Regions from separate parts of the Homo sapiens genome. Here region 2 is linked to region 1. Evidence: read pairs that join two places in POLR2A ChIA-PET (ENCODE). Cell type or tissue: Panc1. All regions are shown on one strand. Each heading gives the region's core, and the rest is flanking DNA. Links, peaks and the distances in the headings are about the cores only.

Evidence for each region. Peaks named below come from ENCODE experiments on the same cell type or tissue, not always from the same donor. Only the 100,000 strongest peaks of a DNase experiment are listed, where the experiment ranks them.
Region 2: POLR2A ChIA-PET joins it to region 1 with 11 read pairs; 1 of 35 experiments calls an interaction of 5 or more read pairs at or near these places.

What each region holds. Positions count from the first base shown.
Region 1 is chr4:80,536,034-80,540,439 of GRCh38, forward strand. The region is part of intron 2 of CFAP299 (cilia and flagella associated protein 299); the gene reads left to right. Among named protein-coding and RNA genes, the nearest start is that of CFAP299, 200 kb to the left of the region's middle. In Panc1, for the core only: no CTCF peak of the experiment used is centred there; a DNase peak (open chromatin) is centred at 2,428.
Region 2 is chr4:80,233,508-80,237,913 of GRCh38, forward strand. All of the region lies in intron 1 of LOC124900725 (a long non-coding RNA gene), which reads left to right. Among named protein-coding and RNA genes, the nearest start is that of FGF5, 31 kb to the right of the region's middle. In Panc1, for the core only: no CTCF peak of the experiment used is centred there; a DNase peak (open chromatin) is centred at 2,154.

The DNA.
Region 1 (4,406 bases), core at 153-4,152:
TAAGGAGGTCACATAATAGCTATCCACAAATAGTTGAAGATCTGTCTGATGGTTAACATAATTTTGAGGCTTAAGAAAATAGGAGAAGCAGTGGGTGGTAGTTATATGGTGGATATTTCACCTCAGTGAAGGAATCATTTTATAATAATTAGAACTGCTCAGTAATGGGATAAAGTGCCTTTAAAAATCCCCTACCATTGAAAATATTTCAGTAGGATCTGAATTACTGCCTTTCAAGAAAGTCACTAAGTGGTTTCCAGTAGTGGATAGGAACCCTTATATGCTCTGATTTAATAAATCTGTGATTTGTCTCTACATCTGTGTAATTACTCAATCAGTAACTCTAAATCATAGTATATACGTATCGTTTGAAAGCAATCTTGAGCAAAAGGAACAAAGCTGGAGGCGTCACATTACCTGACTTCAAAATCTACTACAAAACTAATAGCCATGAAAGTGGCATGATGCTACCATAAAAACAGATATAAAAATCAATGGAAGAAAATGGAGAGGCCAGAAATAAATCCCCACATTTACAGTCAATTGATTTTCAACAAAGGTGCCAAGAACATACAGGGAGGAAAGGGTGGTCCCTTCAAAGAATGTTGGCAAGAAAACTGAATACCCACAGAAGAATGAAAATGGACTGTCATCTCACATCATGTAACAAAAATCAACTCAAAATGAAATAAGACTTAAATTTGAGACCTGTAACCATAAAATGGTTCAAAGGAAACATAGATAACAGGCTTCTTTACATTGGTCTGGGCAATGAATTTTTTGGATATGACCCCTAAAACCCAGGCAGCAACAGCAAAATAAACAAGTGGGATTGCAGCTTCAGCACAGCAAAGAAAATCAACATAGTAAAGAGACAACCTACAGAATGGGAGAATGGGAGAAAATGGTTGCAAACCATACATCTGACAAAGGATTAATATATAAGGAACTCAAACACTTCAGTTGCAAGGAAAGGAAACATATAACCTGGTTAAAAAATGAGCAATGGAACTAAATATTTTTCAAAGGAAGATATACAAAAGCCAACAGGAATAAAAATGCTCAACATCATTAATCATCAGGGAAATGCAAATTAAAAGGTCAATGTAGTATCGCTTCACAACTGTAGAATGGCTGTTTTTGAAAAACAATAAGTATTGATGAGGATGTAGAGAAAAGGGAACCCTCATTCACTGTTGGTGAGAATATAAATGGGTACAGCCATTATTATCAAAAATATTATAGAGGTTCCTCAAAAAAATTAAAGATAGAACTACCATATGTTCCAACAATTCACTTCTGGGAATATGTCCAAAGGAAATGATATCAATGTCAAAGAAATGTCTCCATCCCCATGTCTACTGTAGCATCATTCATAATAGCCAAGCTGTGGAATCAACCTAAGTGTCCACCAGTGCATGAATAAATAAAGAAAATGTGGTGTATACATACAACAGATTACTATTCAGCCTTAAGAAAAGAAAATCCTATCATTTGCAACAACACGGATGAACCAGAAGGGCATTATGTTAAGTGAAATAAGCCAGACACAGAAAGGCAAATACTCTGTGATCTCAGTCATATGTGGAATCTAAAAGAGTTGAGCTTGTAGAACAGAGAGTTGAATGGTGGTTGCTGGACACTGAGGTGGGAGGGATAGGGAGATGTTAGTTAAAAGGTATGAAGTTTCAGTTAGGATGAATAAATTGTGGAGATCCATTGTATAGCATGGTGACTATAGTTAATAATGTATTGTAGACATGGACGTTGCTAAGAGATTAGATCTTAAATGTTCTCTCCAAAAAAAAAATAGGTGATGTGATGAATATATTAATTAGCTTGATTTAACCATTTCCCAAAATGTACATATATCAAAACATCATGTTCTATGCTGAAAATGTATAAAATTTTTGTCAAAAATAAAATATTTTAACTACTCTGAAATCTGTCATATGAAGACTGCAGTCATGTGCCACATAATCATCTTTCAGCCAATGATGGACTGCATAAACCATGGCCCATAAGATCATAATGGAGCTGAAAAATTTGTCTCCTGGTGACATCGTAGCTATTGTAACATAGCTATTGTAACATTGCAGCATTACTCAGGTGTCTGTAAGTAAGTTTGTAGGTGTAACAAACCTGCATTGCTAGTTATTTCAAAAGTAAAAATAAAAATTAAATCTTAAAAAATACATAAAGTCTTATAGAAAGAAAAATATTTTTGTATTTTTGTACAATGTTTGTCTTTTAAGCTCAGTGTTATTTAAAAAGAGTTAAAAAGTTTTAAAAATATAAGTTAAAAAGTTATAGCAAGCTAAGGTTAATTTATTATTGAAGAAATAAAAATTTAAAAATAAATCTAGTATAGCTTAACTGTACAGTGTATGTAAGTCTAAGTATTATACAAGAATATTTCTAGGCCTTCACATTTACTCACCACTTACTCACTCACTGACTCACCGAGAGCAACTTCCAGTTCTATAAACTTCATTAATGGTGAGTGCCTTATGCAGGTGTACCATTTTTTATCTTTTATACTGTGTTTTTACTGTACCTTTTATAAGTTTAGATATGTTTAAATACATAGATACTTACCTTTGTGTTAAAATTGCCTCCAGTATTTCAGTACAGTAACATGCTGTAGAGGTTTGTCGCCTAGGAGAAACAGGCTATACCCTGTAGCCTAGGTGTGTAGTAGGCTATACCATCTAGGTTTGTATAAGTGCATTCTATGATGTTTGCATGATGAACTTGCCTAACTCTGCGTTTCTCAGAATATATACCCGTAAAGTGATGCAAGACTGTATTTCATTAACCAAAATTAGTAAAAGAATGCTACATCTTCCCCAACTCTCAGATTAAGCTACTTTAAAACTTGTTTTATGAACAGTAAAGTTAACATTTCTTGTGAATTCCTTAATAGGTTTTTAGTTGGCTTTCCAGCTCCAAAGACATCTTTACACTCAGGAGTTAATTTTAAAGATTAATAGTGATTTCCTCAGGGAAGTATGCAATTTGTTCCACTAAATTAAATTAATTGAAACAATTTCCACTAGTAAAAGTATCTCATTTACCTAGTAGATATATTGGTCATTTTTCACGTTTGTAGCTATACAACATTTGGAATACCCACCTTATATTTGGAGAGTTCCTCAGGTTATACATCTTGCCTTCCTGTTCTAAAATTTATACCCTGTATTTTGTTTTAATCAAGTATAAAACAGTGTCAAACGTGGAGACAACTGCCTTTTGAAAGAAGAATTAATTGCTTACATTTCCCAGGAGAAGGGGACATGTCATGCCACACAGAACCACATGAGGAAGCACCAGGTTCGTCAGGAGGCAGGAGCAGGAATGAAGGGACAGCATGGCCCAGAGCATTTATTGTGTTTTTCATGGGAAAGTCAAGGCAGGGGAGGAGAAACAGCTTAGGATTGGCTAGTTTGAATAATGCCAATGGGCTCTGGGCTGTAGGGCCTTTAGTTTTCTGGTACTTGGCTCTGGGTGATTTAGGCTGATTGTGGGTAGAGGTGATACTGGCTTAGCGTGTGAGAGTTAAATACAGGAAGCAGGTAGTGGGTATGGAGTTGGAATTTGTTGGAGAATTTGTAATATGATTTTCATACTACTGCTAAAGCTGGATAATAGAAGAGATGTAAACAACCTTAGCAATTAGCTTGGCCCTGTGATTAATGGATGCCAAGTAGAAAAATATAGAATCTAAGAAAACACATTTTGAACACCTCCCCAAAGTAGAAAATAAAGGTTATTCTCCTAGCCTGTCTTGCTGCCAGGACATAAAGATATGACTGTAGTGTGAATAATCAATGCATTTGCAGGAGATTTGGATTTAGAGGTGTCCAAGATGAGGGAAGCAAGCCGACTGAGAATGCTTCTTTTGGTTAGCAGAGCATTTAGCTCCTGGGGCCAGCAGGAGAGAATCTGAAATCTAGTTTTAGTATTTTGTGTAAAAACTGTGGAGTCTGTAAAAGCTGCGCTGTCTTAGTCAAGTGCACAGGCAATTGTGTTTTTGCCAAAGGAATTAATTCAGTATAGCTGAGCATTTTCTAAATGCTGTCGCTTGTGAGTCTAGCTTTCTGGCCTTCTTGGAAGTTTTGTGAACTCCTTAAGGTGTTTCAATAAGTTTCCTTTATGCTTAACCTATTCAGAGTAGATTCTGTTGTTTAAGAACATTGAGGTATGCAGTGAATTTCTGGAGTCTAATTTTTCCTGAATTTCATTTTAATAAACAGAGGACAGGCAATAGATGAAAATATTCTTTAACCATTTTAGGATTAATGAAACGTTCCTAGTTTGAGAAATCAGTAGCTATTCTATTGTTTGATGAAGTAAAGAAATTGTAAGCAGGTTCAGTAAATAATGTTACAAGAGTACATTAATTC
Region 2 (4,406 bases), core at 266-4,265, 300 kb before region 1:
GAAACTGAAAGGGTGGCATCCCAGGGACCTCAGCAAGTCCCCCCTACATCCCCACCCTACCGTTAGTCAATCTTAGATTTAACAAACTGACCTCATACTACCTTTCTCACTGAACTACTTACTACGCATTGTGAGTCCACTGGAATTCTGTGCTCATGGGGCATCACAAATGCTATATATAAATGTGGCAGCAAGGAATAGTGGTGGATACTCATATTGAGATATCTCCTGTGCACACTCCTCGGCTCCATTGTACCATTAGATTTCATTTCCAAAACATAAGTTATAAATAAATTTATTTAAAATTTCAAGACGGCAATGGAAGAGCTTTAAACCTAACATGAGGTCTTTCTGAGCCTAGGACCCGTGACACTGCACAGACAGCATGCTCATGAACTTGACCCTACTTCAAAGGTTCTTGAAATCAAAGAATCAGGCCAATACTTGGCTTGCCTATGCAGTGAGACAAACCCGTTCTGCTTTGTGTTACTTCTTCTCTTCTTCCCTTATTCTTTCAAGAAGCTTTTATCCAGAAACTCTTCCTTCACATCTGACACTAACTTTCTACTGCTAGTTTCCACTGCTTACTGACCTTTTATTTTATATTGCCGTGTTTTAATTTTACTTAATTTCTCTTTAGCATTATTATTCACCAGTCATATGAACTGTATGAAGCAGTCTATCACACTTTCCAATCTTTTCAAAAGTATTTATTAACATTGTACATTACAACAAAACTATTGCTTGTCTGTTTTGTATTATTCTTTCTGAAATATGTCCTACAAATACAAGTTATTTCTGCATAAGTTTTTAACCCAGAATAAATCTAATACACTTTCATGTTGGGTGGGTGATTGTCTCCTTATAAAAGTAACAGTAGTAAATGTTTTGCCTCTTGAAACTTTGATAAACATTTCTTTGCTTTCCATTTTATAGCGCTTTCACAGTGCTCACCAAACTTCCTGTTTTTTCCCTGAATATGCAGGAACTGAATTTTCTTTCTTCAGCTGTATTTTATCATTTAACATTCTTGTTTAGTTGAAGTATCAGTAATGAACAACTGCAATGACTCATTTCAGGAGAAATATGAATAATAATAACGTTTAAATTTCTTTAGTGCTTTATAGTTACCAAAACATTTCACATATATTTCAAAATTTGATCTTCATGGCAACCCTGGAACTGATCTACAAATATTTTTTAGTCTTAAAATTAATAAATAATACATTAAATAGCATATTAACATGTTCATTTCTTCCATCTTAAGGTTTAAACATTTATTAGAACTTCTTTGGAAATTATACCTTAGTTTCCCCTCTAAAAGCCTCTAACGGGGAATATCAAACCTTCATGGTAAAGAAATAAAATAGTCATTTTGGAGTCATTACAGCCAGTTGAGTTGGTAGCTGACTGCAGCTAGTCACAATCTATAATCACAACTAACTTTAAAATAAATGATTCTTTATTACAATATATTTTTAATTTGCCCTGTGTTCTATACTAGGTTAATGTAGAGCATAGGAAAAAAGGAGGCTGAGTAATTAGGTCCAGTTCTTTTGTAGAGGCCTCTGGTGCTAAGCAGACTTAGCATTTTGATGTTATAAAACACAAAACCAAAAATATCACAAAACCAAACCCAAGCCCCACTTTTTTTTTTTTTTTTTTTTTTTTTTTTTTGAGACAGGCTGGAGTGCAGTGGCATGATCGTGGCTCACTGCAGCTTTGACGTCCCGGGCTCAAGCAATCCTCCTGCCTCAGCCTTCCAAATAGCTGGGACCACAGGCACATACCACCATGTCCGACTAACTATTTTTTTTTTTTTATTTTTTGTAGAAACAGGGTCTCTCTATGTTGCCCAGGCTGGTCTCAAACTCCTGGACTCAAGCAATCATCCTGCCGCAGCATCCCAAAGTGCTGGAATTACACCTGTAATTCCAGATGTACAGTCAGCCCCAATTTTCTTGAAAATATTTTATATACTACCTTCCTTCAAAATTTAAATTACATATACTCATTCTTGAAATCAGAATTACTGTAAAATATTTTTTCTTACTACCGCAAAATCCAAGGAGAATTTGGAGAACAGTTCAAACTTAACTTCTAGTCAAGTGAATCAACATTCCCTGTTTACATAGTAGAATAGCTCACAGAATTCTAAACATAGTTGTATTCTGACTGTGTCACCTGTTGACCTTTCTTGGAAATTATTTTCATATAACATAACATATCTATAATTACATGATACATAATATATAAATATGTCCTTATACTTAAATAATTTGTTAGATCCTCAGCTATCTATTCTTAGGTAAATTTTAACAAAGATTCACTGCTTGCTGCCTTCTTTAAATTTTATTCTGATGACCAATTTCTATTTTAAATTCAGATTTATTTTCCTTCTGCTAACTTTCCATAACTTTAGCTGGGACACACCAATAGCTGGAATACTTTTTAAAACCCATCTTCCTCTCTCTGTGGTTTCATTTTCCTTCCTTTTCCTCTCTCAGGTGTTCAATTTCTCTACTCTCAGGTCCTTCCATACCCTCTCCCTCCCTGCTCTTTCCTTCCAGTTGGTATAGCTGACTGGGAGTCATCAGTTCCCAAAAAGAAGAGGGAGAAAGCACGTTCATACCCTGTACTTTTTGGCTAGTTTCCTGTTGTTGCTCCTTTTCTACTTCTCTCCACCCTGTCAACCCCACCTTTTTTCCACCTCCAAACCCCCTACCTTCCTGTCTGTGACTGTTAACTCCTTTTCCAGCACATTCTCTCTATTATTGCCCCCATTATTAATTTCTCATAACTGCTACTGGAATTTTTTAAATCATTATTGAGTTATTTTTCCATGTGGTACTCTTAATGTTACAGCTTAAGAATAAAGGCTAAAAGATACAATTATTGTTAAAAAGAAGAAACATCAGATATTAAACTCACTGAGTAAAGGTCACACTGACCATTAATACTGGGGCTTAGGTGGGAGACTGGCAACCTCAGCCCCAGGCAGTTCCAAAACTTTTATACTTCTTGAATATTAAGAGTCATGATGGTGGATTCTGGCTTTCTACTGCCAAAATGCACACTAGAAGGAAGTGTTCTGCTTTTGGTGTGACGCCAATAATGTGTAAGATAACTATGCATTGGCCGGGCGCAGTGGCTCACCCCTGAAATCCCAGCACTTTGGGAGGCCGAGGTGGGCAGACCATGAGGTCAGGAGCTTGAGACCAGCTTGGCTAACATAGTGAAAGCCTGTCTCTACCAAAAATATTAAAAAGTTAGCCGGGTGTGGTGGTGCACACCTGTAATCCCAGCTACTAGGGAGGCTGAGGCAGCAGAATCACTTGAACCCAGGAGGCAAAAGTTGCAGTGAGCCAAGATGGTGCCACTGAACTCCAGCCTGGATGACAGAACAAGACTCCGTCCCAAAAAACAAACAAACAAACAAACAAAAAACTATGCATTCATGGAAGAAACAATTCTTCTTCTGTTCTATCCAATATTTGTGGAAATTGTTAATGTCTTAAGAAGCATGTCTGTTGCAAGCCTAAAGATGCCTTGAGGATGTATATTCTTGCTTTAATTCACACAGAGATAAAGACATCTTATACTTTATTCTCCTGGCCTCCCATGAAAATTGTTCACAAGAAAAATTCACTAGCATGTCATTAAAAATGATTAATTCAAAAAGAAGAACTTGAAGGACATGTCTTCAAGTACCTGAAGTGTTATTAAATGGAGTAGCAATTAAATAAATAATTAGACTTATTTCCAGACTACAGTAATAGGACCAAAAGTAAAAGAATATTTTTACTGCTATAAGGAAAATGGGGGAGAATTTTGCCTAGTTGTACATGTTTCCCTATCTTTAGGTTATATCCTTTTTTCTATGGCTTAGCTACTCTAGGGGAAAGGAGTCTTTTCTCCGTTCTAGGGGAGATCCTATCATAAAGTCCTTCAGATCTGGCCTGATAGCTTAAATAGAACTTAAAGAAATTTATTAAACCTTCTATCACAGTAGTTTTTAACTAGGGGTAATTTTGTTCACAGAAGACATTTGGCAGTTTCTGGAAACATTTTTGGTAGTCACAATTTGGGGTGCAGTGCTACTAGGCAGAAGCCAGAGATGCTGCTAAACATCCTGCAAGGCACAGGATGGTACCCCACAACAAAAAAATTTTCATTTCTAAATGTCAACAGTGCTGAGGATGAGATACCCTGGTTTATCAAGACAATGTCCTGGTTAATTAATCCTGCTGCCTAATCCCATTTTGCATGTTAGAAACCAAATACAGTGATCTCTGTTTATCCATGGACGATATGTTCCAAGATCCCCAGTGGATGCCTGACACTGCAGATAATACTTAACCTTGTATATGCTACATTGTTTTTTCCTATACAAATATACCTATGAT